2 separate regions of the Homo sapiens genome follow, and region 2 is linked to region 1. The links are chromatin loops, found by intact Hi-C in ENCODE. Cell type or tissue: HepG2. All regions are shown on one strand. Links, peaks and the distances in the headings refer to the core of each region. The heading gives the core; the rest is flanking DNA. Region 1 overlaps LINC03033 (long intergenic non-protein coding RNA 3033). Region 2 overlaps HIF1A (hypoxia inducible factor 1 subunit alpha).

Region 1 (15,466 bases), core at 2,564-10,563:
GCAACATAGTTAGATTTCATCTCTACAAAAAAAAAAAAAAAAAAAAAAAAAAAGCCAGTTGTGGTGGCGTGCACCTGTAGCCCTAGCTACTCAGGAGGATGAGGTAAGAGGATTGCTGGAGCCCAGGAGTTCTCGAGGTTACAGTGAGCTATGATCACACCATTGCACTCCAGCCTGGGTGACCAAACCAGAACCTGTCTTAAAAATAAATAAATAAATTTATTATTATGGCTTCTGTGTTTTCAGTCAGGACTTTCTTAGTCTAAGATTATAAAAAATACTATCCTATGGCTTCCTTTTTACTCATTTAGGGTTTTTTGTTTGTTTGTTTTTTGAAACAGTCTCGCTCTGTCATCCAGGCTGGAGTGCAACGGTGCAATCTTGGCTCACTGCGGCCTCTGTCTCCCTGGTCAAGCAATTCTCGTCCCTCAGCCTCCTGAGTAGCTGGGATTACAGGCAGGCGCCACCATGCCCAACTAATTTTTGTGGTTTTAGTAGAGATGGGGTTTCGCCATGTTGGCCAGGCTGGTCTCAAACTCCTGACCTCAAGTGATCCACCTGCCTTGGCCTCCCAAAGTGCTGGGATTACAGGCGTGAGCCACTGTGCCCAGCCAGGTTTACTTTTTACTTTTATTTATTTAATCTGTCTGAAATTTATCCTGATTTAAAGTTTTAGGTTTGGATACAATTTTATTTTTTTCCAGATGGCTTACCAGTTATTTCCAACACTTAATAAATAATCTTTATTTTCCCTACTAATTTGAAATACTATCTGTATAATGTCTACATATTAAGGTATTCACATATTATAATTTATAATGAAACTTTTTTCCCTTCTAACATCTATTTCCAAGAATCTTTACACATCTTTCTTTTTTTTTTTTTGAGACGGAATCTCGCTCTGTTGCCCAGGCTGGAGTGCAGTGGCGCAATCTCAGCTCACTGCAACCTCTGCCTCCCGGGTTCAAGCAGTTCTCTGCCTGAGCCTCCCGAGTAGCTGGGATTACAGGCGCCCGCCACCATGCCTGGCTGATTTTTGTATTTTTACTAGAGACAGGGTTTCACCATCTTGGCCAGCCTGGGCTTGAAGTCCTGACCTCGTGATCCACCCACCTCGGCCTCCAAAAGTACTGGGATTGCAGGCTGAGCCACCGCACCCAGCCTCTTTACGCATCTTATAATGACTATATATAAGTCTCTTACATTCCCTGTAAAATCACATTTTAACAATTTTCTTCCTTCTCCTTTGCTTGTAAAATGTTATCCCCTGCAGGCCAGTGCCTTCTCTAAACCTCTCTCCCATTCTTAGCGTCAGCATTTCTGCGTTCTCAGAGATTACCCCTACTTGTAGAATCACCTGTGCCTCTTCTTTCTCTTTAGGAAGAGATTACAAATTGCTCCCATCCAGATGGGCAAATATAAATGGCTATCAGTGTGAGATTAGAGTTTCCAGGCTCTTAGCAGAGGAGCCAGGATTATCCACACAGGGAGGCTGCCAAAGCCTAGCGACTGGAGATTTGCAAGGAAGGATGTGTAGAAGAAGAGTGATGGACACTGAGTCTCAAGTTACACCAATAACGATCGCATGAAAGAGGAGCTAGAGGAGAAACTAGAGGCAAAGTACTGGAAGAAAGAACGAGAACGATGAAGAATGCAGAGCCTCTGAAGAGAAACCAGATAATACAGAAAGATCAGGGAGGTTACGGATAAGAACACCACTGGATTTGGTGACGGGGAGATCACTGGTGCTTCTTAGAGCAGGTCACTTGACGTATTCCTATCCCTCTACCCTTCCGGTTATAATTACTTCCTCTTCTGGGTAAATGAAGTTGCTGTCAGCAGACCAGCACCCTCAACTAGAATAATTAGAAAAGCCAAATACAATGCAGAAATTACCTATTTGAGGGAAAGTGATAGCTGCTGAGGCAAGGAACACTGGAAGGGCTAATGCACTGGAGAGAGAAACGTGAGGAGAGTGAGCTGGCTTCTGCAGCCGCTTTTACCAGCGGGGCATTTTGCAGGAGGCTGAGAACCCATTGCAAAATGCAGTGCAAAGGCTGGCAAAAGACTGCTCGGGATAGAGAAAATAAGAGTTTTAGTGGAAGATTTGAAAGGGCCTCAAACAAGACAGCCTGTTTTCACCTGAGGACTTTTGCTGCACACTGAATTTCTTCAGAGCAGGGATTCTAAAATGCAAATGGAAAACCTGCCTCTAAAAAGCAGAGTGCAGTTTTTCAGCATTCTTGTAAGACTAAGATTAGGGTTTACTACTGGCTGGGGGAGGGTTCTTGCAGAATACAATAGGGCCTTTGTTGAAAATCTAGGAGGTCAGAGATGAACCTGTGGAGGGCTGAGACTTACGAGAGCTATAATTCAACCTTGACTCAGCAAATCACTAATTGGATTAACATGATCAGCCACCAGTCTGTGTATAGCAGGGGGAGGGTACTCTCTCTCTGAAAAAAGCTATCATCTGAAGTCTCTACAACTTTGTGTAGATAATGTCTGACCTGCCATTAGAATGTATGAGGTACAACAAAAGACAGGCTCACATAACTGAAAAACCAAGAGAAAGAAGACAGTAGAAACAAACGGGTGATCCAGATGTTCAAGTTAGTTGACAAGGACCGACAATTGCCTACCACTGTATGTTAAAGAGGAAAAGATGAACAACATTGGTGGAAAGATAAAATCAATTGTTACCTCCTCTTGAGGAGCTTTATTTGGTTCTCCCTTTCTAGAAATCATCTTTTCCTTCTTCATATTATCCTGAAAATGTATCTATACTTCTTATTGCATGTACCACTGCAGAAAGTAGTATCTTGCAGTGGCCAAAAGCATGGAGGTTTTAAAGTCACATTGGGTTAAAATTCAAGACCAGCCACCTTTGTGACCTTAGATAAGTTACTTATCTTCTCTGAGCCTCAATTTCCTTGTCTATAAAATGGAGTTGTTGGCTGGGTGTGATGGCTCACGCCTGTAATCCCAGCAGTTTGGGATTACTGCTGAGGTGGGCGGATCACAAGGTCAGGAGTTTGAGACCAGCCTGGCCAACATGGTGAAATCCCATCTCTACTAAAAATACAAAAATTAGCTGGGTGTGGTGGCACGAGCCTGTAATCCCAGCTACTCAGGAGGCTGAGGCAGGAGAATCACTTGAACCTGGGAGGCAGAGGTTGCAGTGAGCCGAGATTACGCCATTGCACTCCAGCCTAGGTGACAGAGTGAGACACTGACTCAAAAACAAAACAAAAAAAAATGGAGTTGTTAAAATAATTCAGCGCCTTGAGTTCCTAGGTAAGCAGACTGAAATCCAGCTCAGTGTAAAACGTAAAATGAAACCTAAGATTAGCCAATCAAAAACCACCAACTAACCTCTCACTAGGGACTTTTCACTGGAATGATCTAAATAAGGCTATTGCTTCATTTTAACCAAATATTTTCTTTGCCTTGCTTCTGCATTCTCCCTATAAAAAGGCCTTCCCTTTATGCTCTTCAGTGGAGCCCCAAATAACTTGTGGCTTGCAGCTGCTCAATTTGTGAGCCCTGTCTGATCACATTAACTCTTTAATATTTTAATGTGCCTAAGTTTATCTTTTTACAGAGTCAATATAGTACTTTCCTCATAAGGTTGTTGTGAAGAATTCAAATATGTTCATACAACATTCAGTTGATATAAAAATGCATTTTTTCCTCTAGTTTTCCTCATGAACTCCATCTGCTGAGTAGTACAGAAACAACCTTAATTTTTGTCCAATCTACTCATTTCATACTGATATAATACTTTTAATATTTCTATAGGGATATAAAATCTCTGGGGGAAAATGTTAAGTCTTCAAGATGGCCTTTGCTTCTTTCCTCCAAGATGGTATCTGGGAGTTTGAGGGAAGGTCTATGGGTCAGTGACCCTGTGGCAGCAGAGGAGAGATGGGATCCTTAAACCCATCCAGTGTCCTCTGGAGCCTTTCTCATCTCTGCTGTGGAGTAACTGGACAATTCTGCTCCTTGGCCTGGGAGGCAGGGATGTGTACTTGGTCCCATTGGTCTGTTTGAGCTCAATGGACAGATGCTGCTAGATTCCAGAGCCCCGGCCACTTGCCCCTAGTCCCATAAACACTCTCCTTTTTCATGGCAGCTTCAGGCTTCTGCTGGACCATCAACCTTCTCAGCACCTTCCAGGGATGTGAAAGAACTCATACTGCTTCAGGACAGTTACCCTCATCATATACTTCCCTAATATCCTGTTGTTGTCCTTTATAACACTTTACTAAATTAGTAACTTTATTTTTTTGTATGAGAACATTAATTTGATATTTTCTGCCATACAGCATTGCAATCTTAGTGGTACTAGGAATCCTGTCCAGTTTTGTTCATTATTGTGTTCCCAGTGCCTAGATCAATCAATACTGCTAAATAAATAAATGAGAAACTCCTAACTTCAGGGCCCTGATATTTCAGAACACAGATGATCTTGCCTTAAATATTTTCCCATCCATACCAGGAACCTTAGTTTTCTTCCCAACACCATTCTGCCTGTGTTCTTTCCTATCAGAAGATTGATTTTGTTTGGTTGACAAAATGTCCAGCCCAGGGACTTTATAAATCATGAATTTGCCATGAACAAGCAATCCTGTTCCCAACACCAACAATAGATCAGAGTAGTTATGCCATGTTGTTCCATCTAATGAGCTAGAAAGAAAAGTTGAGGGGGGTGATTTTGTCCTTGATTTCCATCAAGAATATAAGTAGAGCTCTCTTCAGTCTTCTCTGCCCTCAACCCCTCACTTTTAAAATGTGGCAGAATGAAGATGTTATGTTTGGAGCTACAGTAGCCAACTTGCAACCATAAGGGAAAGACCTGAAGAAATGCCAAAATGATCTCATTGAGCTCCTGTACCAACCCTGGAACTATACCCCAGCTTTCTTGTTATGTGACATCATGCATGCCTTTATCATCTATGCTACTATTATTTGAGCTTTATATTGCCAGGAGCCATTTTTTTCTGATACCCTTTGGAACAAATCCAATTTTGCATGCATTTTATGACCTAAAGCTGGGCCACAGATCATTAGTTCTGTTTTTACTTCCATTTAAGTTATAGTCTATGCTCAGACGTAAGCCTCATTAACGTCCCAGGCTACATGTCAGATATGGCTTTAGGTGACATCTCTGAAGCACTCCGAACAATGAAGATCTAAATGGTCACACCTAGTGACCAGGCAGTTGCAGATCAAGGGAATGGGATGAGGAGGCAGAACTGTAGAGACAGAGTAGTGAGGGCTGAAGCCAGGAAAGCAAAGAGAACCCAAGAGGGTATCAGAACTCAAGGGAAAACAAGACTGGGGCGGAGGAAAGGTCCAAGCAAATAGTCATCAATAGATAGATCCAGAAAAAGATGGGAAAGGAAAAATTTAAATCTAGGAAATAATCTGACAATAATGCACAAGACTTTTTGGAGAAAATTTTAATTCCAATAATAGATATAAGCAAAGACTTGAATAAATGGAGTGATATGCTGATTGTGTGGAACAATTTAACATTTTAAGAATATCAGTTCTTCCCAAACTGAAGCTGTAGATCCAATGCAATTCAAGTAAAATGCCCACCCCAAGTTTTTAGGACTTTGAAAAACAATTTTAAAATTCATATGAAGAATAAATATCCACAGACAGCTAATTTTTTAAGTGTAGGCAAAAAGGAAATTTGCCTTGCTAGATATTAAGGCACATCACAAAGCCATGATTAAGAAAAGGGGAAAAAAGTCAAGTTGACCAGGAGAACAGAATACAGAACCCAGAATTAGACCCAGCTATAGAGGAGAACATGTTATATGATAGAGGGGGCATCACAAATCACTACAGAAGCAATAGATTAAGTAGTACATGGTGATGGGAAAATTGCCTCCATTCAGCCCCACCTCAGACAATTTAAAAAGAAACCCCAATGGATTAAATGCCCAAACGTTTAATATAACAGTTTATAGTGATAGGAAATAATATGCGTGAATATCTCTGTGACTTTTGAGTGGAGGCATTTCTAAAGAAAAACCCGAAAGTACAAACCATAAGGAGGAGAAAAAAATACGGATTTGTCTACAAAACAAAATTAAAGATTTATTCCAACAAATACTACAGACAAAGTCAACAGGTAAACTGGAAGAAGATGTTACTGACATCCCAAACCAAAGAATGTAGATCTAGGAAATCCTGCGAAACAGTAATAAAAAGGGAAAACAGGCAAAATATACAAGAGGAAACCTCTTAATGGCCAATAAGTGTATACAAAGATGCTAAACATTACTAGCAATCAGAGAAATACAAATTAAAACATCAATGAGAGATCACTTTAGAGAAAGTCGGATAAAATCAAGTATAACAAAGACACTGCTAGAGGGGTGGAAATAAATGCAGCCATCCTGCAGAGCAATCTAGGAGTCCCTAGAGAAATCAAGGATGCATTCTTGGCCCTGAGTATGTGCCCAAGAAAACACTGATGTGCAGATCATAAGAATACATGTAAAGCTGTCCATCATGGTGCGTGTGTGTGTGTGTGTGTGTGTGTGTGTATGTATGTATGTAAACAAGGACTGATGTTTGTTAATAAAGCAATGGTTTAGTTAAACATAAACAAATACAAGATGGGCCACTATTCAAGCCAGAAGCGGGAAAGGAGATTTACATATAGCAGCGTGGACGGGTCACCAAAGCATATTGATGATGGCCGTGGTACGTGAAGTGAGTAATTTACTCTATTCTCCTGAGGTCCAAATTAAATAAAATGTAAATACATAGAGCCAGTGGTCACAGAACTTCAGTGTCTCTGAAATGTTTATGTGCATGAGAATCATCTGAGGTATCTGTTAAAAGAACAAATTTGAGGGTCCCACACACAGAGATTCTGAACCTGCACTTTAAACATGCATCCCAGGTGATTCTCCTATAAGTGGACCACAGGCTGCACTTGGAGACACCTTCAACTAGGTAAAATCAAGCTACCAGGAGAGTGATCAGAAGTTAGTAGCAAGGGAAATGGCAGTAGAACATCTGCCCAGCACCGGCAGCAAGGAAATGACTCTGAAGCAGCTGGCCCTGTCAGCAGCAGCTGCCTCTCTCCCCTCCCTTTTTTTGTGAGCCAATCTTAGTGGGCCTGGCCTGAAGGGGTTTGGGTGATGGAAACTGACAACTGCCGTCTGGGGAGCGTGTCTGGAGAGACAGGAAGCCACTGGGGGGCTTTTTCTTCATGAGGATGCTGCTGTGCGTAGTGCCACCAGGGGTCCTAAGCTTGATGTGACCATCCAGACTCACAGTGGGCTTCTCCAGGTTGGGCTGTGGGTTGGGGGGAGGTGGGCTATGAAAAGAGTGAGAATGACATATGGGGGACATTGTCAGATGCCAATGCTTGAGTCTGTTCCGATGAGAGAAGCACTGCTGAGCCTTCTCCTGGCAGATCTGGTGGACTCTGGGTGCAGATGGTCCAGGAGTCGAGCCACAGAACCCCGTCATCCCTCCAGTGTCTTCATTGCTCTTGCCTCCTTTGGTCCCTGCCTCTGGCCTGTGCTTTAAGAGCTGGACTGTTCTGAGGCATATTGTGTACCATGTGGAGGGGATAGTGACTGCTATGATTGTAGGCAGATGGGATGTGGTCTTAAGCTTGCCTTTAGGGGTGTCTGATGGCATGCTCAGCCCTGCATCTCCAGCCAGAGACGTCTCCCTCCCTGTGAATGGATTACAGCCACCCCAGTCAAGAACGGACTCTGGACTCCTACTGTTATTTATCCAGGCACTGTTCCCCAACTGGCCCAGAGAACTAACGGAAGCCTGGATTCACTGTCCCCTTCCTAATGTGCAGAATGGCCTGGTTTCCTAAGGACAAGGAAGGTTTTTCAGATTTATACAAACAGACCGTGCATATTTGTGGGTATCCAGGTAACAAACCCAGTTTGAAACTCCTTTTGACAGCATAATTCATAACTCCAGACAGAAATGCTAACGTGAACACAGACACTCCAAAGGTGGAAAAGATTAAGAAATGGTCCCAAACATAGCTCTCTCTAGAAATCATCTGATTCTCTAACACACCTCATTTTGCAAATGTGAGTATTGTCATGTAAAGAGAAAAGAACCAAAGAGAAAAAGAAGACTGGCAGAGAATCCAGAGACACAAATATTTCAGGCTTATTAATAACCAGTAAAGCTTTCTTTCTTAGGAACTTCTTGAAGTCAGCTGTTTGATGCTGATGGTGTGTGATGTGTAAGCAAAGGTCTGTGAATCTGAGAATCCCCATGTGCGTCTACAGGACCGTTCTCCCTGCCCCTGTTTTAATGAGATCCAGGGCAGCTGCAGCTCCCATTGTGCTGAGTGGCCTGGGCAGGCTGACAGAGCTATTCTTCTCTCCTAGTAATGTGTTTGCTTAAGCATGAACATTAGTGTCAGAAGTGCTTAGTGCAAAGCAACCATTCAGGGGTGAAGCAGTCACTGCCAAGTCTATATGTCTGGGAATTCATTATGTCTATTCGTCTGGGGGTTAGGGTTAGGTAAACCTTGTATTTTCTAATGAAGTTGAAAAGGTAAAAAACAAAAACACTATTTATAAAATCATCTTTTTGGGGTGAGTCCAGCTGTGAAAACCCCAATGCCTTGTTCAGGCCATGGCTTCCTGAAAAACCGAACAATAGCTCTTGTTATGTGGGGCATATCCTCTTGCCCTCATCTGCCCTGTCTTCTGAAACGAGTGAAATGAAAGTTATTTTACACCCGACCTTGCACAAAGCTAATGTGCCTAATTAGCGGAAGATGTGCTTTTCGGATGGGAATCTGATTTTACTCAGTAGTGTCCTATCTTTCACGAGATGAGGACACATCATGGGCAGACTGTGTATTTTTTCTTGTCTTTCTCACAAGAGCAATGAATGTGATCTAAACTGATGACTCTCCTGTCTGTCTTGCCAGTATGGCCAAAGGCATTCATTTCCGAGGCAGCTGGCCAGGGCTGAGCCGCGGACAATTAACTGGGCCACAGGGCCCTGGGCTCACAACCTTCCTGCTGGATCCTGAACACAGGGCATTGGCATAACAATGAGCCACACTAAGACTTCCCTAGTAGGAAGCTGTCTGTTTTCATCTTTGTTGATCTTTTGGATAGATAATACCACGTGTCCTTCCCTCTGCTGTGTCTCCAGTACAGTGTTCCTGGAGTTAATGTGTATCACCAGCTTCCCCTGTAATGGTCCACCCACAGTGGTGTATAATGGGCAGGGAGGTGAGAGAGAGCAAGTGCAGGCAGTAATGGGGTGAGAATTTAAAGACAATAATAAAACTGACTCCAAGTCAGTCTGCTGCTTATTATCATCAAATGCTGACAATTTTTAAACAGTGTCACTGATAAAACACTCTTCCTTGCAAGCTCTAAACAATTACTAAAGTTGCTGTTGCCGCTGACATAGGTGGACCCCGTCACAGACATTCCTTTGCAAAGTAAGTTTGAGACAGGTGGGATTCATCCAAGCTCCCTTCAGCACATTTTTTATTTCCAGCCTGTGGGATGCTACACATTCCTGCATGTAAACAGTTTCGAAATAAGCAATAATAACATAGCAATGCTATGGCCTACGCTTTAACAGCTGGACTGTTGCTTCTTCTAGACGAAGAAACAAAATGTGAATTATTTCCATCCTATTTGACCATAAGGAGTTTTTAATTTGTATCTAAAATTTAAAACAATGAAACAGATTGCAAACTGCATGGTGTCACATTTTTGTTGGTTGTGTGTAAATTTTAAGTTCATATATGAAATATTTACTGAATTTGAATATCTTTAAAATTGAAATTTATTCTTTATAAAAATTGTTCATTGTTTAAAAACAGAAGTCCGTGAGAGTGAGTGCCTCTTTCCATTTTATGCCTTACCCTACTCCCAGCTGTGCCTACTACTTGGGAAGCAGGAACAGCTAGAGCACCTGCAGGTGACCTAAATGTGGCCCACCAGGCCACATGATGTTTAACGGATCCGATGTTTAATAGATCTCTTTGTTTTGTTTCTGTTTTTGTTTTGAGACAGAGTCTCACTCTGTTGCCCAGGCTGGGGTGTCGTGGTATGATCTTGGCTCACTGCAGCCTCCGTCTCCCAGGTTCAAGTGATTCATTCTCTCAGAGAGGGCTCCTATTGACAGAATTCCACCTGGAATTTTGAATCTGGAGTAGGTGACTCGAAGGTGCAAGGATATCTTGGAATCCTTTCTCCTGGGACTGGCGATGGTGCCAGGAGTGCTGTATGGTGTTCAGCAGCAGCGATGTTTAACCAGACCCTTCCTTTACTGTGATTTTGGCTGTTAGTTTGTAACCAAGCCACCCTGGTTTCTGTTTGTCAAGCCTGATTCTCTGGGCTTGACATTGATTATTTGGGCTCCCAGATATCCTTCTAGTGAATTTCTCTGCTGAAGTTAACCAGAGTCAGTGTCTGTCATTTGCGGCCAGTAACTCTTACTGGAATTCCTAATTCAGAGGAATACTTTGAGGATGAATTCTGAAACCCAAGATAATTGTGTACCACAGACAAACAAAAGCACTATAACATGTAGCACAGCAGCCTTACTGGAAATGTCAGCGATATCTTCTAACTTGTCAAAGCATATCTCATACTAACCTGTCATGACCACCCTGGCCAGATCTTAGTAGATCCAGCAAGACAAAAACCAGAGGATCTCTGTGTTTTGTTTTTGTTTTTGTTTTGAGACAGATTCTCACTCTGTTGCCCAGGCTGGGGTGTAGTGGTATGATCTCGGCTCACTGCAGCCTCCACCTCCCAGGTTCAAGTGATTCATTGTCCTGCCTCAGCCTCCCAAGTAGCTGGGACTACAGGGGTGCATCACCACGCCCAGCTAATTTTTGTATTTTTTTGGTAGAGACAGGGTTTCACTGTGTTGGCCAGGCTGGTCTCAAACTCCTGGCTTCAAGTGATCCGTGCTGGTCTCGAACTCCTGGCCTCAAGCAATCCCCCCACCTGAGCCTCCCAAAGTGCCGGGATTACAGGCGTGAGCCACTGCACCCAGTCTGATTGCATTCTTATTTCCACTGTAGCTCTAGCAAACATCTAGCTTTTATGTTAGGTTCTATAACTTGGAGCTAGCTTTTCAAAATCTCTAGACTGGGGCTTCCCCATATTTCTATTGGGATAATGACTTCATCATGGGAAGATCAAGTTTGTGTAAAGCACTGTATTATAGTGCCTGGCACATACTGCAGCACCTGGGCAATTTTTCCCTCACTTAGTCTTCAGTAAGCACCTACTCAGGACCCAGGACCATTTGAGGCACTGGAAAGCTACTCATATTTTTAGTGTATTTGCTGTGTCTTCCTTCTGCTGTTTTGCTAAGAGATGATTAGATGGTCTTTCTAAATACCAAGATGAATAGCCACAGGCACTAACTTCTTCAGCCTATCTCCTATCTGCTCTTCCCTCCCACCCCCTCCACACACACACACTTACTCACACGCTCACAAACACATGCCCAACCTAATTCAGGGACTCACATACAGCTTAGGAAAGGCAGCTTCATCATCAGTCCCACCAAACATCTCCTGCTTCTGCAAAGCTGCTTCTACCATTCTGACATGTGTAAGTCTATTCATTGTATTGTATGTCCTCATAGCAGCATATATGTTTCCTTTACTGTGCTTACAATTAGGTAATTATACATGTAATCACTATGCAATTACTGCTGACTTTCCCCCAGTCTCTGTCAGGACCGTCCATACTGTCTCTCTCACTTTTGTACCCATAGCACTTGGTATAATGCCTGGTACTCAAAATACATTCTTTGAATAATTGGAAAACAGCTCTTGAAACCCCACACCATTTATGGGATCTTCTGGGATTTAGGCATCTCATATTCCCACCATTATGCAAACTGTCTCTACTCCAAACTCTAAAAATGTCATAAGATTTGCCCCTTACTGTTTCAAGACAGTAAACATACACTGCATGTGGTTAATAAATTTAATTCAGATATCAATTTGAGGTCCATAGGGATGGCCTAGATAAGTGGGCAACCCAACTAGATTACTGTTTTGACGCTTCATTCAACAGACATTTGTTTAAATATTTTTTAAAATTTTTCTTAGAGGCGAGGCAAAGGGCTTCATGGGGATAAACTGACCATTGTAGTAGAGGTTTGCCTCTCCTTGGTTGTCCCTTGCAGTTCAGCTCTGGTCCCAAACTGGAACAGTCCAACGAAGAAAAAGCTCCTATAGTTAATTGGATTCACCACTTTTAGAGGGGAGTTTAGAAACCCTTTTTTTTTTTTTTAGATAGAGTCTTACTTTGTTGCCCAGGCTGGAGTGTAGTGGCACAATCTCGGCTCACTACAACCTCCACCTCCTGGGTTCAAGCAATTCTCCTGCCTCAGCCTCCCAAGTGACTGGGATTACAGGAGTATGCCACCACACCCGGCTAATTTTTGTATTTTTAGCACAGACAGGGTTTCACCATGTTGGTCAGGCTGGTCTCGAACTCCTGACCTCTGGTGATCCGCCCGCCTTGGCCTCCCAGAGTGCTGGGAATACAGGCATGAGCCACCACACCCAGTCAGAAACTTTTTTTTTTTTTTAAGTATTCTCTTTGGAAGTCTTGTTGCCCCAGCCCAAGGAATTTGCTAAATTATCCTTATAATCACAAACAGTACTCTCTCTGAGAGGGCTCCTGTTGAACTCAGTTTTCTCTATCTTCTTATATTTTCAGAGATGTTTCAAGACCCATTTTAGACTGATACCTCATTACATCCCCATCTGGCTCACTCTTTAATTTGGCTCTGGGTTCCCTATACCAACTGTTTGGGGTTTATAATAAAGAATGTACATGTTAATTAAATATGTTCATGCCACTTCCAGAAGTCTCAATCCTGGAAAGAAAAAAAATGCAAAATAAGAAAAAACATCTCTATGCTTTAAGACGTTTTTTGCAGTATCTTGACGGAGAGCAGTGAGAACTTATTGAATCATTAAGTGTTCTGCCAGATAATATATTAAAAAAAGATTTACTGCAAAGAATTGGCTTATGTGATTGTGGGAGATGGCTAGGTAAGCCCAAAATTCATAGAGCAGATCATCAGGAAGGACAGGCTGGAAGCTCAGGTTAGATCTGAGGCTATAGTCAAAGGCAGAATTTCTTCTCCTTCAAGTAAACCTCAGTTCTGCTCTTAAGGCCTTTCAACTGATTAGATCAAACCCACCCATATTATCAAGGATAATCTCTTTTACATAAAGTTAACTGATTGTAGGCATTAATCACAACTATAAAATACCTTCACAGCAACATCTAGATTAGTGTTTGATTGAACAACTGGGTGCTATTTAGGCTAACCAAATTAGTGCATAAAACTGTTATTTTTCCTGTTTTAAAAGCAATTATAGGAAAGTAGACAGAATTTTAAAAATACCTATAATTCTATCACTTAAGACAATTTGCTGTGTTTTAATTTGTGCCTTCCAGGGTTTTTTTTTTTCCCCTAGCAATTTATTTATAACAGCAGGAAAAATGGAAATAAACAAAATGTTTAGCAATGGAGAAATAGTTATGGGAATTATGGTATATGCACATGAGGTGAAATTATGCAGCCTTTAAAACTTATAATTATGAAAACTGGATCAACCTGAAAAAATGCTTCAAGTGAAAAAAGTACAGTACAAAATCCTATCTCTAATAGTTATGATTATAGCTATGTAAAAACAGCATATCGTGGGACCATGCAATAGAAGGAAACATTAAAAATAGCGCAGCATCAGTGCCCCCCACCACATCTCCAGCACTTATCGTTGTTTGTGCCCTGAGTTAACAGCTCAGGCTGCTGCCAGCCCCCATGACCCTGCCTGAGGGCTTTCTCTGTCCTCTATGGCCCATTCTGCCCAAGCATGGACAAAATAAAATGGCCGGAGAATGCCTCTTCCCCTGGGAGCAACCCTCACCCAATGACGGATGGGAATTTCTGGGTATATACCTGGCCCCTTAGGTAAGGTGTCCTGGAGGTGGGTGTTTCATCCTGGTTCCATGAACCCCAGCGAGACTGGACTCCAGCTGCCTGCAGTGGCAACCTGCTCAACTTCCTCTATCTTGGCTTCCTTTCTGTCCCTGTCTCACTTTCCCACTCCCCTTCCAGCATTTTCTTCATAAACTATTTGCCTTGTCTTGGTTTGGTTCTGGGCCACATAATCTCCACAGAGGTGATATAGCCGCCAAGGGGCTGAAGTTGGTTACATAGGGCAGGGGTTCCCAACCCTCAGGCCAAGGAGCAGTACAGTCCGTGGCCTGTTAGGGACTGGGCCGCACAGCTGGAGGTGAGCGGCAGGCGAGCAAGCATTACCTCCTGAGCTCCGCCCTGTCAGATCCACAGCGGCATTCGATTCTCATAGGAGGGCGAAACCTACTGTGAATCGCGCATGAGAGGGATTTAGGTTGCACGCTCCTTATAAGAATCTAACTGATGCCTGATGATCTGATGTAGACAGTTTCATGCCGAAACCATCCCCCCATGGTCTATGGAAAAATTGTCTTCCATGAAACCACTCCCTGGTGCTAAAAAGATTGGGGACCGCTTACATAGGCGACAAAACAATATTGCTCTTTTAATGTATAAAGCACAGATATGCATACATTATACAAATTCACAGTATATCTGAGGGATTAAAAATTCACGGGGGGTCCATTTAGGAAAAAATATCTACCAAGGGTCCTTAGGAGGGGAAATAATGCTTTTTTAAAAAACTGTTGAAAAACACCGTGAACCCGAAGGAACCCAAAGTAAGACAAATACAAGCAGTTTCTCTGTTAGGATGACTGATCAAATAGGAACTTCGACCTCTAGTTTTTTACCTCAGTTATTTGGTATGTACAAGTATAATAAAATAATAATTTAAAAAACAGATATGGACCCAGCCCCTAAGATGCTTCTGGCCCCGAGACAAACACCTATCATCAATGTGTTGATTGTGGAGTCCCCCACGACTTCATTGCCGCTACCAGAGTCACCTACACACTTCTCCCCACCTCACCACTGACTCCCCACCATCATTTCACTTTCCTTTCCTGATAGCCTAAGTAGAATCATTTTGGATTAAGAGCTAGAATCAGGGTTCCTTCATTTCTTTTTTCAGCGAGAAAAAAAAAAATCAGAAAACTCTAAGCCTACATAGAACTCCACTGTTAAAATCCGTAAAGGGTACACGGGAACTCAGTTATTATGAGAGTGAATTAGCTGGAAAAGGGCGGCCAGGTGCTGTGGGGAGTGGAGAGTGTGAGAATGAAGCATCGGTCAGGAAATGCTTCCCAGCATGTAGGCAAGGAAGAGATCTCCTGCACAGGCTGGAGGGAGGACATCCAGGATCCGCTTGTACTTTCACATCAAGGGCAGGAGGTTAGAGCAGGCCACAGGTGAAACTTCGAGGCCAGGCTCTATTTAGCCTGGAGTCCAGAGT
Region 2 (15,466 bases), core at 4,619-12,618, 110 kb after region 1:
CCCCGCTCCCCCCACCCCACAACAGGCCCCGGCGTGTGATGTTCCCCTTCCTGTGTCCATGTGTTCTCATTGTTCAGTTCCTACCTATGAGTGAGAACACGCGGTGTTTGGTTTTTTGTCCTTGCGATAGTTTGCTGAGAATGATGGTTTCCGGCTTCATCCATGTCCCTACAAAGGACATGAACTCATCCTTTTTTATGGCTGAATAGTATTCCATGGTGTATATGTGCCACATTTTCTTAATCCAGTCTATCATTATTGGACATTTGGGTTGGTTCCAAGTCTTTGCTATTGTGAATAGTGCCACAATAAACATACGTGTGCATGTGTCTTTATAGCAGCATGATTTATAATCCTTTGGGTATATACCCAGTAATGGGATGGCTGGGTCAAATGGTATTTCTAGTTCTAGATCCCTGAGGAATCGCCACACTGACTTCCACAATGGTTGAACTAGTTTACAGTCCCACTAACAGTGTAAAAGTGTTCCTGTTTCTCCACATCCTCTCCAGCACCTGTTGTTTCCTGACTTTTTAATGATCGCCATTCTAACTGGTGTGAGATGGTATCTCATTGTGGTTTTGATTTGCATTTCTCTGATGGCCAGTGATGATGAGCATTTTTTCATGTGTCTTTTGGCAGCATAAATGTCGTCTTTTGAGAAGTGTCTGTTCATATCGTTTGCCCACTTTTTGATGGGGTTGTTTTTTTCTTGTAAATTTGTTTGAGTTCATTGTAGATTCTGGATACTAGCCCTTTGTCAGATGAGTAGATTGCAAAAATTTTCTCCCATTCTGTAGGTTGCCTGTTCACTCTGATGGTAGTTTCTTTTGCTGTGCAGAAGCTCTTTAGTTTAATTAGATCCTATTTGTCAATTTTGGCTTCTGTTGCCATGGCTTTTGGTGTTTTAAACATGAAGTCCTTGCCCATGCCTATGTCCTGAATGGTATTGCCTAGGTTTTATTCTACGGTTTTTATGGTTTTAGGTCTAACATTTAAGTCTTTAATCCATCTTGAATTAATTTTAGCATAAGGTGTAAGGAAGGGATCCAGTTTCAGCTTTCTGCATATGGCTAGCCAGTTTTCCCAGCACCATTTATTAAATAGGGAATCCTTTCCCCATTTCTTGTTTTTGTCAGGTTTGTCAAAGATCAGATGGTTGTAGATAAGCGGCATTATTTCTGAGGGCTCTGTTCTGTTCCATTGGTCTATATCTCTGTTTTGGTACCAGTACCATGCTGTTTTGGTTACTGCATCCTTGTAGTATAGTTTGAAGTCAGGTAGTGTGATGCCTCCAGCTTTGTTCTTTTGGCTTAGGATTGACTTGGCAAGCATTCTGTGTTTTGAGAATTCTTCCAGGGGACTGTGATGAAAACTGACGTTTGAGAACCTTCATCTTAGAGTAAAAACTTTACATACACATTTTTGTTGTTTTATTTATCTAGCACAATACTTCTTTTTTTTGAAATGGAGTTTTGCTCTTGTTGCCCAGGCTGGAGTGCAATGGTGTAATCTCAGCTCACCACAACCTCCATCTCCCAGGTTCAGTTGATTCTCCTGCCTCAGCCTCCCGAGTAGCTGGGGTTACAGGCACGTGGCAACATGCCTAGCTAATTTTGTATTTTTAGTAGAGACGGGGTTTCTCCATGTTGGTCAGGCTGGTCTCGAACTCCCGACCTCAGGTGATCCGCCCACCTCAGCCTCCCAAAGTGCTGGGATTACAGGCGTGAGCCACTGCACCTGGCACAATACCTTATATATAATCAGGGCTCAAAGATTTGTTGAGAGGCTCAACACCAATTCTGGACCAGGAAAGATTTTATTTATATCACTAGTCAGGAATAATCTAAAAACAAAAAGCACATTCTTCTTACAAGTAATATTTCAATACACATTAATGTAAACACATGGAAAAGTATTAGCTACTTAATAAATTAACATGTAAATGAAAAATTTACACATTATGGCTATTTCAGATGTGATATAGATTTCATTTTCAGAAGGAACCCTCCAATGTAAAACAGTGATTCTTTTCCCCGTTTATTTTACTGCATTAGAAAATCACATTTAAAGTAAGCATTTTGGTGAGGTTTGGAAGGTGAATAAATCCATCTTTTCTTTAATTATGGATATTTAAGAGAGATGTTGTTGTGCCGTTTAGATAATAATGATCTAAACCAAGAAATTTAGTTGCTTTCAAAAATAAAATAAGTGTATGCATTCTGAACATTTTTCTTTAGAAACAAACCATTTCATCTGTTTTTTTGAATTTCAAATTAATTATACAGAATTTTCAAAATTTGAAAATTAGGTTAGCATGAGAAACTGAAGATACTGAATTATATTGCCTGTTCAGTCTATACTTTTCTTTAGGATATACAGTAGGAAAGAAATATGATAGTTCAAGTTAGATTACTACTTCTTTCAGAGTTTTTTGACAAATGCAGGTACAGTGATAGTGTCAGTTCATGGTGAATTTTTGTTAAAATAAATTACAAAAAATTTGTGATCCTGGTATCTTGAAACTAGTTAATATTTGTAAACTTTGCTAACACTGTATATCACTGTATTCTGGTTTTATCTGTGCATCTATGAGTTATATGTGTGTATAGCTACATATGTTTATATTTATACACATACATTACACACAGGAGTGGAATCATACTCAATTTTTTTTGTATAGCCTGCTCTGTTCATATAATACTATATTGTAGCATCTAGTATAAGCAAAGATTAATTTTTGTAGACTTTGCTTTTATCCTGAAATTTTGTGGTAGCTGGTTTAATGGAAAGACAATTTCTGTGACGTGTTTTGTCAGTTAGGGATTGACCCTGGTAAAATATTGCTGGATAACAACAAGCAATGTAAAAATACATTTGTTCCATAAGATAACCTCCGTGAAGGTAGAGACTTGGTCTGTTTTGTTTATTGCACCGTGTCCTGTTCTGGGAAGAGTGTTAGACTCATAGAAGATGATCAAGAAATATTTTTTGAATACATCAATAACATTCTCTAACATGTGGGTATCCTAAAGGTTTATTTTTAAAGTTTATTGATTAGAATTCAGAAGATATTTTCCCAGATAAAATAATAGATTGCTAGCTGTCTTGAAAATGTAATTTATATTTAATTTGAAATGTCAGGTTTTTGCTATTTTTTCCATTAAGTAGAGATAGGGTTTTTAAAAATTACATGTGATGTTTTAAGTATTCTGGTTTTGCAACAATTACTAGATAGAAAATGTAACAACAGATCCTATTAATAATACTTCCAATAATACATATAAAATACTTGTCTAAAAGTAACCCTCCTTAAAAAAACAAAGCTGGCCAGGCGCGGTGGCTCACGCCTGTAATCCCAGCACTTTGGGAGGCTGAGGCAGGCGGATCAAGAGGTCAGGAGTTCAAGACCAGCCTGGCCAACATAGTGAAACCCCATCTCTAGTAAAAATACAAAAAATTAGCCGGGTGTGGTGGCAGGCGCCTGTAACCCCAGCTACTCAGGAAAATCGCTTGAACCTGGGAGGCGGAGGTTGCAGTGAGCGGAGATCGCACCACTGTACTTCAGCCTTGGGCAACAGTGCGAGACTCTGTCTCAAAAAAAAAAAAAAAAAAAGGCAATAGGATTAGGTATCAACTTAATGAAAACTTCGTGACAGCACTTTCTTGAAAAAGACTGTGGAAACCAAAGTTAGTAAACTCCTGTTTCTGCCTGGGTTCGGAAAACATAAAGATGATAAAGATGTTTAAGTATTCCTTTTTTTTTTTTTTTTTTTTTTTGAGACAGTGTCTTGCTCTGTCTGGAGTGCAGTGGCACAATCACAGCTCACTGCAGCCTTGAACTCCTGGGCTCAAATAATCCTCCTGCCTCAGCCTCCTGAGTATCTGGAACTACAGGAGTGCACCATTACACTCGGCTAGTAATTTGATTGGTTAAGAACATTAACTATAACTCACACATTTTCCTGACCACATTTGCTTAGGACAAAACAGTAAAAGACATGAGTGTAGATGAAAGCGATAAGGGAACTAATCTTAAACACTGAACCTCTTTTCAGCAAATTGGCTTTCTAGTTTCTCAGCTCTCTCTTTACACCTCTAAATCTCTTTCCTGGCAAGATCATTTATTTGCCTTGGTTTATGGTGATACTCTTCATTGTTATACTGGTGGGTGATTGTTTTAATTGATAGCTGTTTTTTTCTACTTCAGGAAGATGACACTGCTGGCTCTGCTGGCTCTGATGTTTACCTTGTGGCTAATGCCTGTGTTTGCCTGTGTTCACATTTATTCCACGATTCATTTGTTAACATTTACTAAGCTGCTTTTCTGTGCCAGGAACTTGGCTAGATAAATAAATGGTTGTTTTTGTACACAGAATTAGCTGTCATAATCAGTTACTGTAGCATTTATTCTTGCAAAAATATATATTTATACTTCAACTAGTGATCGAATCTCAACTTATTAATTCATACATTCAGCCAGCACATAATTGAATACTTCTTATGTGTCAGAAACTGTTCTAGGTGCTTGGGATGTTCATTGAACAAAATAGACAAAAGTCTCCGCCTCTATGGAACTTACTTTCCAGTGAAGGTGTGGATTGGTGGGATAGAAAATAAAATAATCAAGTAAGATATGTACTTAGGCTTTCATAAAAATACAGCAGGGCAAGAGGACCAAGATGGAGGCAGTGATCAGGGAATCTCAATGAGGGTGAGACTGCGACAAAGACTTGAAAAAGGTGGAGAAGCAAGCCTTGTGGGTATTTAGGGTAGCAGTAGTCCAGGCAAGGGGAACAACTAGTGCAAAGGCTCTAGGAGGCAATGTGTTTGAAGTGTTTTAAGAACAGTAAGGAGGCTAGTATGGTTAGAACAGAATGAGCAAAGGGGGCAAAGTGGTAGAAGGTGAGATCAAAGAGGTAATGAGGCCATTGTGGAGGCCCATATGGACTATTGGAAGGGCTTTGGCTTTTACTCTAAATGAGGCAAAAACCATTTTAAGCAGAGAGGAGTGATATGACTTGATTTCTTGTTAAAAGGATTATTCTAGTTGCTGTTACAGAAAAAGATTACAGGGGTGCAAAGAAACAGGGAGACAAAAGAATATAAGATTTTCACTGTAACTTATATCTAGTATGCTTGCTTATACTTGAAAATGCATATCCAGATAATTGTAGTAAATTCAAATATTATGTTTATTTAATAGTACTAACATTGATATGCTGGTTAATTATGATTAGGAGCACTAATAAAGCACAAATCAGGGATTCCCAAAAAGAATGTTGAAAGGGCAGTCAGCTTTTCCTGTGCCAGAAATCAAAGTCATAGCAGATTTGGGGCAAATATGTCAAAGTCAAACTTACGCACATCACTACTGAGAAGACAAAGATGAATGTGTGACAGTTTCCTGCCCCCAAGAATCTTTAAGCATTGTGAAGGAAGATTAATATAGCCAAATAACTAGAGTGATCAGTTCTACCAGAGAGGACCAGTTTTGGAAGCCAGAGGAAAAAAAAAAAAAACAGAAACAAAATGATGTTTGAATTAAATCTTTAAAAGTTTCTCTTATAAATTTACCAAGCCACATATTGGGAATGGTACCCCAGGCAGAAGGAGTAGAGTAAGCAAGCCAGAAAGGAAATACTATGGTGCTTTTGAGTAACTGCAGTGTGGCTGAAGAATGTGGAAAATGATGAGGATAAAGAGGTGGACAGGGAACTAGGTAAGGGAGGGCTTCCTTTTAAATAATTAGACCTTGTCCTGTGTACATTTAATGGGATTTTAATCAGGCCATAATGCCAAATTTCTTTACTTCGGAAGGATCTTTATGGTGATGGTTTCAGAAAGAAATTAAAGCAGAGTAACAGTGGTTAGCAATAATGATCAGCTAGTGGTTCCCAAACTTACGTATCATATGCATCTTGGAAGTTTTTAAAAACTCAGATTTTGGGATCCTGACTTAGATCTACTGAATCAGAATTTACAGATTCAAATTCCCAGTGAGGCCTAGGAATTTGAAATGTTGAATGTCCTTCACGATGCAGCTAGACAAGCATTTGGGAATAAAGCATTAGGTGACTATTTCAGTAGACTAAGGAGTGGGAGGCCATTTAAGCTCAAAGGCTATTCTACTTCTCACTATATTTCTAGTACCTAGCACAGTGCATGGTACTTGATAGATGCATCCTTTCTCCCATACCTCGCCCTACACATCTCTTCATGTGTATCCTTATTAATATCCTCTATTATAAACTGGTAAACATGTTTCCCTGAGTTCTGTGAGCTGCTCCAGCAAAGATGGGTTTGTGAGAATCCCAACTTTTGAAGCCTGTCAGTCAGAAGTTCCTGAGGCCAGACTTGCAACTCCTGTTGAGGGGGCAGTCTTGGGGACTGAGCCCTCAACCTGACACTGTCTCCAGGTAGATAGTGTTAGAATTGAATTGAAGGACACCCAGTTGGTGTCCGCTGCAGAACTGATTGCTCACCTGGTGGTGGAGAGAACCCCTCCTCTCCCGATAGGGTTGCAGAAGTTGTCTTCTGTGTTGTTGATTGCTGTGGTGTGGGAGCAGAGGGGGGAAAAAAGCTGTTGGAGAGTTTTTTCCAAAACAATAGGAGATTATTTAGATTTATAAAAATAGAATCAAAGTAGATTAACTGAGCACATTGTGAAATATAGAGTAGAGCTGTGTGTAAGGAGTATATCTTAATGTCAAGCTGACACCAAATTGAATGTTTGCTGGAACGTTCAAAAATCTAAGCTTCCCAAATCTGTGAAAACACTCAGGTTAGTAAACAGTCTTATGCAAACAGCAAGACAATGCTCAAAGCCATTTAAGGAAAAAGAACAGTAACTGAATTCTCTTATGGAAATGTGAGATGTTGTTTTAGTAAGTACTGATGGTGTTATACTTTTTGTTTATTCGTTTGCTGGTATTTCAGTTCCTAAAATTCCTTCAAATATGCTGCAAAATACAAACCAAGAACTTGGTGGATTTTCCATTTGTTTTCCTGTGGGAAATGATGGAATTAAAAACCTTGAGGATTAGACCTTGAGAGTTACCTTCCAGTGTTTATGCCACCATTATACAAAATTCTGGAGGACAAAACCCTTCCCACTTAAAAACCAGTTAGTTTCAGAAAATCACCTCATGTTAGGAGACTGCATCATTATAGTATGTGTGTTAGCTTTAGGTATAGATCTAAAATATTTTTAATATTTTAAAAACTTAAGCCTTTCTTCATTAATTTGGCCTAATACAAGTTAGAATAACTTTAAAAATGAGTACAAACAACAAGGAAGGGCCAGGCGCAGTGGCTCAACGCCTGTAATCCGAACACTTTGGGAGGCCAAGGTGGGCAGATCACCTGAGGTCAGGAGTTCCAGACCAGCCTGGCCAACATAATGAAACCCCATCTCTACTAAGAATACAAAAATTAGCTGGGCGTGGTGGCACACGCCTGTAATCCCAGCTACTCGGGAGGCTGAGGCAGGAGAATTGCTTGAACCCAGGAGGCAGAGGTTGCAGTGAGCCGAGATCGCGCCATTGCACTCCAGTCTGGGCAACAAGGGTGAAATGCCGTCTCAGGAAAAAAAAAAACAGTTTCTGTGACTGCTAGACAAATGTTGAGCAAGTAAAACACCAACAATGTTGAACTTAGATATTGAAATAGCTGCTCTGTACAAATAAAGTCTACTGGGAGTATAGACTGAATTACCATCTTTTGACTCTTTCGCCATAATGATTGGCATTACCGGAAGGGATTACCTTGCTTTGAAGAGCTGCTGGACAGTAGAGCAGAGAGCATCTATTACCATTGTAGGTGCCTTTCAGTTAGGATTTTGGATTTATAAGCAAACTCCAAGAAAGAGCCTGGTTCTGAGTTTCTCTGAATAGCTTAGGTCAAGTCCTAAATTCTGAAGCCAACTCCTATAATTCCTTCTTTATGTCTTTGGCATGTGAAGTAGGCAAATTTCGAACTTTATAATAATAGCCTAGACTTACAAATACTTGCCTTGGTAATCAGGATGAGTTTTTGAGAGACAACATAGTCTAGTGTTAATCGCGTGGACACCAGACTGCTTGAGTGAAATACAGGTTCTACCATTTATTAACGGAGTAATGTTGGGTAAGCTATTTAGCCAGGGTCCTTATCTGTAACATGGTGATAATAATAAAGATTAAATAATAGGTGAAAAATGTTTAGAATACCACTGTGTTATTAGTAAGCACCATGCATAGGTGTTTGGATTTAAAAATACTGGCAAAGGCCAGGTTGGGTGGCTCACACCTATAATCCTCGCACTTTGGGAGGCCAAGGCAGAAGGATCGCTTTAGCCCAGGAGTTCAGGACCAGTCGAGGCAACATAGATTCCGTCTCTGCAAAAAATTTAACAGAATTAGTTGGGCATGGTAGCGTGTGCCTGTAGCTACTTGGGAGGCTGAGGTAGGGAGGGGGAGGATTGCTTGAGCCCACGATTTCGAGGCTGCAGTGAGCTTATGATCATGCCACTGTACTCCAGCTTGGGTGACAGAGCAAGACTCTGTCTCTAAAATAAAATGAAAATAAAACTGCAGGCAAAAATGCCAACTGAAGAGTGAACATGAACTTTTCTTTGCATTTTTCTTGGGCCTGAGACTTTAAGAAGTGCAGGGCAGTTAAAATGATGAGATATAATTCTCACCTATCAGCTCAGCAGAAATTAATAAGATTAAAAAGATGCGTAATATATAATATTGCAGAGTGCATGGGGGAATTGATATACACATTCATGAACTGGCAGAGACAAAAATGGGCACAGAACCATTTGGAAAGCTATTGTGTATTTTAAAAAATTTCAGTAGCACATTTTTTATATCATGAAATTTCACTTCAGAATGTCAGTCCTGTAGAAATACTGACGCAAGTGCAAAAACAACAAAAACCAACTTGTACCTTCAAGGCCAGAAAGAGTTATTTCACCAAATAACATAATTGAGGTACATTAACTTTATTAGAAGTAAATCTGATAATCTGCTCACATTTTAAATAGTTATGGTTTAACTTCAGTTCTTGAAGTCACATATTTTTACAATTAGGAATGCTAACAGGCTTTTTGTGCAATACGAAAAGATGACTTTAAATGCCTACAATTATTTTGTGTCCTTTTATTTTTTTTTAATTTTTACTGACCTACTACAAAGCACTAAATATTTTATGTTCTTAATCTGAAGAACAATAGACATTCTCTATAAAACAACTCTTGCTTATTCATGAACTTTGTACACAAGAAGCTTAATAAGACGGGCTCAAAATTATTTTTCTAAATATATTTCCTATACAAAATAATTTCAAGATATAATTGTTACTTTTGTGTCTAATACTGTATGTTAAATAATAAAATGGTAAGCATGTAAAAACTACAATACCACAAAGATTGAGCTATTTTGCCAGTAGTATACTCCAACTTTAGTTCTAGAACAGTTGTAGAAATGGGTAAACAAACTGTTTTAACTGTACTCTTAACTGAAATATAGTACCTTATGCAGTAGCAGAACATATCAGCAGAAGAACTTCACTTGACCTGTACTTAAAAACAAAACAGATGCAATTTATAAAATTTAGAGAAATATAGTGACCTTATTTGCATGTGGAAAATGTACTTCTTTCTGATCTACATATCTTCTGTTGTGCAATGTAAGCAGTAAAACAAATAGTACAGGATTCATCTCTGTGGGACCTAGACCCCCTGGTCTAACAAATAATTCTTGGTCAGTACTGTAATTCTGTGGTATAAAACTGATAAAATTAGCCTTCCTGTGACTAGACAAGAAGCCGGGCAGTTTAAATGCTGAAACTCACAAGAACTTCAGAAGCTTTAGCTTTAAGCTTTAAGCTTACTTAGAAATGTTATAAGACCTCCAGTAGTCACATATGAAGAATATCATGAAGATTTTTCCATTAAATCTTTATTATAGATCCCTTGATTGGTTTCTGTCTAGACTCATTGTGTGATAAAGGACATAATAATTTTTATCACCTTCATCTAATATAGGTTTGTCAACTCTATATTAGTTGTTTTCTTGAAGGCTGGTTTTCTTCCAAAATTCAGTCTTATTTTCAGTCTACACTAGCTTTTAAATATACTGTCCTTTAGATGCTTTATCTAACCTCAAATTTCTAATGGATTTGTCTTAGACACTTATTGCCACTCCTTAGATAGTCATTGCTATCTTTGAAGTTCTGGACGATACGTGTATTACAGAGGAACTGGAGACATTCCATCACCATAGTTAGCTTGATTGGATACCCTTTAAAAGCATATACTCGCGCCTGTAATCCCAGCACTTTGGGAGGCCGAGGCGGGTGGATCACTTGAGGTCTGGAGTTTGAGACAAGCCTGGCCAACATGGTGAAACCTGTCTGTACTAAAAATACAAAAATTAGCCTGGCATGGTACCACATGCCTGTAATCCCAGCTACTCAGGAGGCTGAGGCAGGAGAATTGCTTGAACCTGGGAAGTGGAGGTTGCAGTGAACCAAGATCTTGCCATTGCACTCCAGCCTGGGTGACAAGAGCAGAACTCCATTAAAAAAAAAAAAAAGCATATATAGCACATATTATAAGGTTTTCAATTTTTTCACCAAGTGTTTCATTTGGGTAGTCATTTATTGGTAGTTTACATCAGTTGAGTGGTTCAGAAAAAATACAGTAAGTTGCTTATAAAATTCTGAACACTTTGGCCAGGCACAATGGCTCAAGCCTGTAATTTGAGCCCTTTGTGAGGCTGAGGCAGGAGAATTGCTTGAGCTTAGGCGTTCAAGACCAGCCTAGGTAACAAAGAACGCCTGGAATGATTGTGGCATTTGAACTAATATTCAGGTTTAACAAGAGATAATTGACCATCACTCTATTTTAGAGGCTTTATTTGAACCAGATAGAAATCTATTTCCCACAGCTATCACTGCCTGTCACCTACAACTTAAGGGGGTTGGGGAGGAAGTGAGAGATTTTCTGTTAGGGCCAATAGGGACCTGCTAGATACCCCCCCATCCTGGGAATGGTGTATGGAACTCCAGTGTATGCTGGAGTTATTATCATCATACTTGTTTTTTTATTTTACTCTTCTGCTTATACAGATCAAGTCTTACGTTTTATTTTTAAGTTTAAATTGAAAACATTTACAGAGAACAATGCAGTGAAATGAAAAAATTACAGACTGCTGGCATTTGCATTTTCATGTAGCCTCAGTGACTAATTTTTTTTTATTGTACAGCATTGAGAAAATCCTAGTTCATATAACTAGTTATAGTTCATATAGATTCATATAACTAGTTTTAAGTGATAATAGTTTCTTCCTTTTTTTCCTCCACCATCTAACCAGATGAAGATAATAGTTTTTAATAGCTCACCGTAAATTTCAAGGTACTCAAGTTAAATTGATCTAGATGCTTGAGTTGAAATTTTTCTATCAAAGTTCAATAACATGCTTACATTCCTTATTAAAGTATAAAAGTCCTATAAACACACAAACTTGAGTAAGTACTAAAACTAGTATCAGTATTGTCACAATACAACATGTTATATTGTAACAAGAGCATTTGCTGAGAACTGTGCTTGTTACTCCAGAATGTTGCTTCTATGGTTGTACCTTTCAACTTTGCAGATCATTTGGAAGGAGGAGAGATTTGGGGTGGAGACAATTCGGTACTTCATTCACAGGATGTAAGGAGGATTAAGTAAAATAATGCTGGCTAAAAGTCCTTATTTAGCATACTGCCCAATGCTCACTAAATCATAATAGCTGTTTTTAACATTTGGTGAAGAATCTATTTAACAGGAGTGAGTTGAGGGGCATAGGAGATCATGTGAGTGTTTAAAGTAGAAGCAGCATTCCCCATTAAGAAGAGAAATACTGTGGAAGAGCAAAGACTTTAAAACACCTGGGTTCAAATCCTATTTGCTACATAATGGCTACTTTTAACCTATTGAACGCCAGTTCCCTCATTTGTAAAATAGGGACAATATTTAACCTATTTACAGGTTGTGAGAGAACTAGGCACCTAGTACAGGGTAATGTTGGCACATGGTAACCTTTAATAAACTGTTGCTATTCAACAAGCTATTAGATGTCACTAGGCAGTTAAGCAAAGGAAGACAGCTTTTGCTTGGTGTGACAATGAAAATCTTTCTGATTTCCTTCTTGGAAGAGTTCCCTGAAGATATGTCATTGTATTGACACCTTTATTTTTGCTAACCTATCCCTCTAAATTCTGGATATTGTGTGTGCCACAGCTTTTTTTCTTCCATATTCCTGCATTTATTTGGCACCTGTTGTGCCAGTAATAGATAAGGGGCTGCTAAGGGAGGAGGCAACCTGCACTGGCTTATAGCTGCTAATGTCAGTTCCTATAGCTTATCGTCAGTGTTATTCATGTGGTAAAAGGGTGAGAAAGTACTGGAGTCTAAAGAAACAAGTAGAAATCAGTTTGTAGCTATTACCGTTCTACCTGCTAACAACTCCTGTTTTCAAGTTATTATGTACAACTTTAGGTAGTTTCTCTAGCCTTAATCGTGGTTTCTCTGTATTGAGACTACTTTTGAATTCTATGAAGTACAGCCTTAGATGTACAGGCTACTTTAAATTTTTGCCTAAAATAAAAACATTCTCTCCAATTACATATGCTGGGGAGGAAACACCTGCTTCCGACAGGTTTAAAGCTTGGTTTTGGACTTTTTGTGAGAGTTCCTTATGTGTGCAGTAATCCAAAATTTGTATAGTTGCCCTTTATAAAAGTACATTAATCTAGTAGACAAATCTCCATGTAACTTAATTACATGGCATCTTCTAATCCTTCTGTGATAAGCAGAAATGTAAAGTTTTATTCAAGTTAAGGCAAACTAACTTGTATACACTTTCCATCTCGTGTTTTTCTTGTTGTTGTTAAGTAGGATAAGTTCTGAACGTCGAAAAGAAAAGTCTCGAGATGCAGCCAGATCTCGGCGAAGTAAAGAATCTGAAGTTTTTTATGAGCTTGCTCATCAGTTGCCACTTCCACATAATGTGAGTTCGCATCTTGATAAGGCCTCTGTGATGAGGCTTACCATCAGCTATTTGCGTGTGAGGAAACTTCTGGATGCTGGTGAGTTATTTTACAAGGGTATAAATAGGCCTGAAAATTAGAAGTTAGAAGTAAATAGAAATTATTTTTAGAAGGTGGTCGCAATGTTTTGATTTTGTATACCTCTTTATATTGTGATATGTACACGTTTAAAAATTTTTCTGTAATTCTCACTATTTTTATCAAGCTTCATTTTTTTCTCATCAGTTATTCTTTGAAATAATCATTCTTTATGCACATAATTTGTTTTGCTTTATTCTCTTAAACATACTCTCAATTCTTTTCTAATATAACATCCTTTTTATTACCTGCTTTTAAAGCTTTAGTCAGGAATAAGATACTGGCTTTTCCCCTCCCCCCTTTTTCTCCTGTTCCATCTACCTTTCTTCCTTTAAAAAACATGACTCAGGCCGGGCGCGGTGGCTCACGCCTGTAATCCCAGAACTTTGGGATGCTGAGGCGGGTGGATCATGAGGTCAGGAGTTCAAGACCAGCCTGGCCAAGATGGTGAAACCCCATATATACCAAAAATATAAAAAATTAGATGGGCACGCTGGTAGGTGCCTGTAATCTCAGCTACTAGGGAGGCTGAGGCAGGAGAATTGCTTAAACTCAGAGGGCGGAGCTTGCAGTAAGCCGAGATCAAGCCACTGCACTCCAGCCTGGGCGGCAGAGTGAGACTCCATCTCAAAAATAATAAAATAAATAAATAAATAAAAAACATTACTCTTCTTTCTTCTTCTATGGTTTGCTTTGCTGCATTACTTTAATCATGAAAAGCAGCTGGCACATCTAATTATAGTTTTTCTAGCTTCTGGCCTGCACTTTTCTGTGTTGAAATGGCTGTATATATTAAATAAAGTGTCTGCGAGAAAACTTTGTAAAAACATCTAAATATTATATCATTTAAGTACAACTTTTTAACTAATTATTTTCCTCTTCTTGTGCCCTTTTTAGGTGATTTGGATATTGAAGATGACATGAAAGCACAGATGAATTGCTTTTATTTGAAAGCCTTGGATGGTTTTGTTATGGTTCTCACAGATGATGGTGACATGATTTACATTTCTGATAATGTGAACAAATACATGGGATTAACTCAGGTAAAATGCACACATATTAAGAGCTCTTCTATATGTTTTTATGATTTTATGATCTAGCCCTAATTTTTAAAAATGTGTTTACAGTTTGAACTAACTGGACACAGTGTGTTTGATTTTACTCATCCATGTGACCATGAGGAAATGAGAGAAATGCTTACACACAGAAATGGTAAGAAAAGTCTGTTGTTTGATTTAATGTGACAGGTGGTTTTACATAATAAGATACTATTGCTAATTATTAAACTTTGCTATTGTACTTACCCAAGGCAAAATGTTATTTCATGTTTAATAAAATGTCTATTCTTTGTTAAAACTATTATTTTAGTTTTTAGGAATTTCATTTTGAAAGCCCACCTAATTGCATAAATAATTGTGTGGGTGTGAGAAATAAAATGGAAAAGTAAAATCATGACCAAGAGAGTTACAAATAACTTTTTTTTTTTTTTTTTAAGATGGGGTCTCGCTCTTTTGCCCATGCTGGAGTGCAGTGGCACAATCAGCTGACTGCAGCCTTGACCGCTGGGACTCAAGCGATCCTCCCACCTCAGTCTCCCAAGTTAGCTGGGACCACAGACGCGTGCTACCATGCCCAGCTAAATTTTTAAAAATTATTTGTAGAGACAAAGTCTCACTATGCTGCTCAGGCTGGTCTTGAACTACTGGGCTTAAGCCATCCTCTCACCTCGGCCTCTCAAAGTGTTGGGATTACAGGCATGAGCCACCACGCCCAGGCTACCTTTTTTTTCCTTTTCTTTTTAAATTGTGATAGGGGTTCTTGCTGTATTGCCCAGGCTGGTCTTAAACTCCTGGACTCAAGTGATCCTCCTGGCTCAGCCTCCCAAAGTGCTAGGATTATAGGCATGCGCCACCACACCTGGTGGAGTTAAAAATTAAAATACACCATTAAGGCAAGGAGAAATTATAATACAAATGGCAGATAATAGGACTTTAGACAGTCATTAAAGTTGAGGTGCCAGTTTGAGTCTAAGGCCCAATAAAAAAAGTTCACCAGAATTTTAAGACAAACAACTGCTTATTTGACTTCTTTGGATGTTCTCAATAATTCGAGACCGTGTAGTTAGATTATAAAGTATTACATTGTGGATGCCCACATATTAACAAAAATAGAGAGTAAGACCTCTAATTCTTAGGAATTAATTGTTAAAAATAATCAAGTGTTCCAAGATTTTTTGGAAACTACCTCTTGAATTAAAAAATTAAAGTCTTTCTACATTTTTATCTTGTTAAACAGTGTATACTGA

Evidence for each region. Hi-C counts contacts between places; a loop is a spot of excess contacts. Peaks named below come from ENCODE experiments on the same cell type or tissue, not always from the same donor. Only the 100,000 strongest peaks of a DNase experiment are listed, where the experiment ranks them.
Region 2: a loop joins it to region 1, with 2.6 times the contacts of the local background. A loop is called at or near these places in 4 of 110 quality-filtered maps.

Annotation. Positions count from the first base shown.
Region 1 is chr14:61,600,581-61,616,046 of GRCh38, forward strand. The region is part of intron 1 of LINC03033 (long intergenic non-protein coding RNA 3033); the gene reads left to right. Among named protein-coding and RNA genes, the nearest start is that of LINC01303, 38 kb to the left of the region's middle. RefSeq lists enhancers at 6,795-7,545, 7,546-8,295, 8,744-9,355. In HepG2, for the core only: a CTCF peak has its summit at 7,250; DNase peaks (open chromatin) are centred at 7,781, 8,401 and 9,141; H3K4me3 peaks cover 1,852 bases.
Region 2 is chr14:61,707,451-61,722,916 of GRCh38, forward strand. It overlaps HIF1A (hypoxia inducible factor 1 subunit alpha), which reads left to right. Exons shown (of 15, transcript NM_001530.4): 2 at 12,932-13,122; 3 at 14,059-14,204; 4 at 14,289-14,373. HIF1A-AS3 (HIF1A antisense RNA 3) reads right to left here. Exons shown (of 3, transcript NR_144368.1): 2 at 9,519-9,567; 3 at 8,108-8,378. Among named protein-coding and RNA genes, the nearest start is that of HIF1A-AS1, 19 kb to the left of the region's middle. RefSeq lists an enhancer at 12,289-12,338. In HepG2, for the core only: no CTCF peak of the experiment used is centred there; a DNase peak (open chromatin) is centred at 7,721; H3K4me3 peaks cover 446 bases.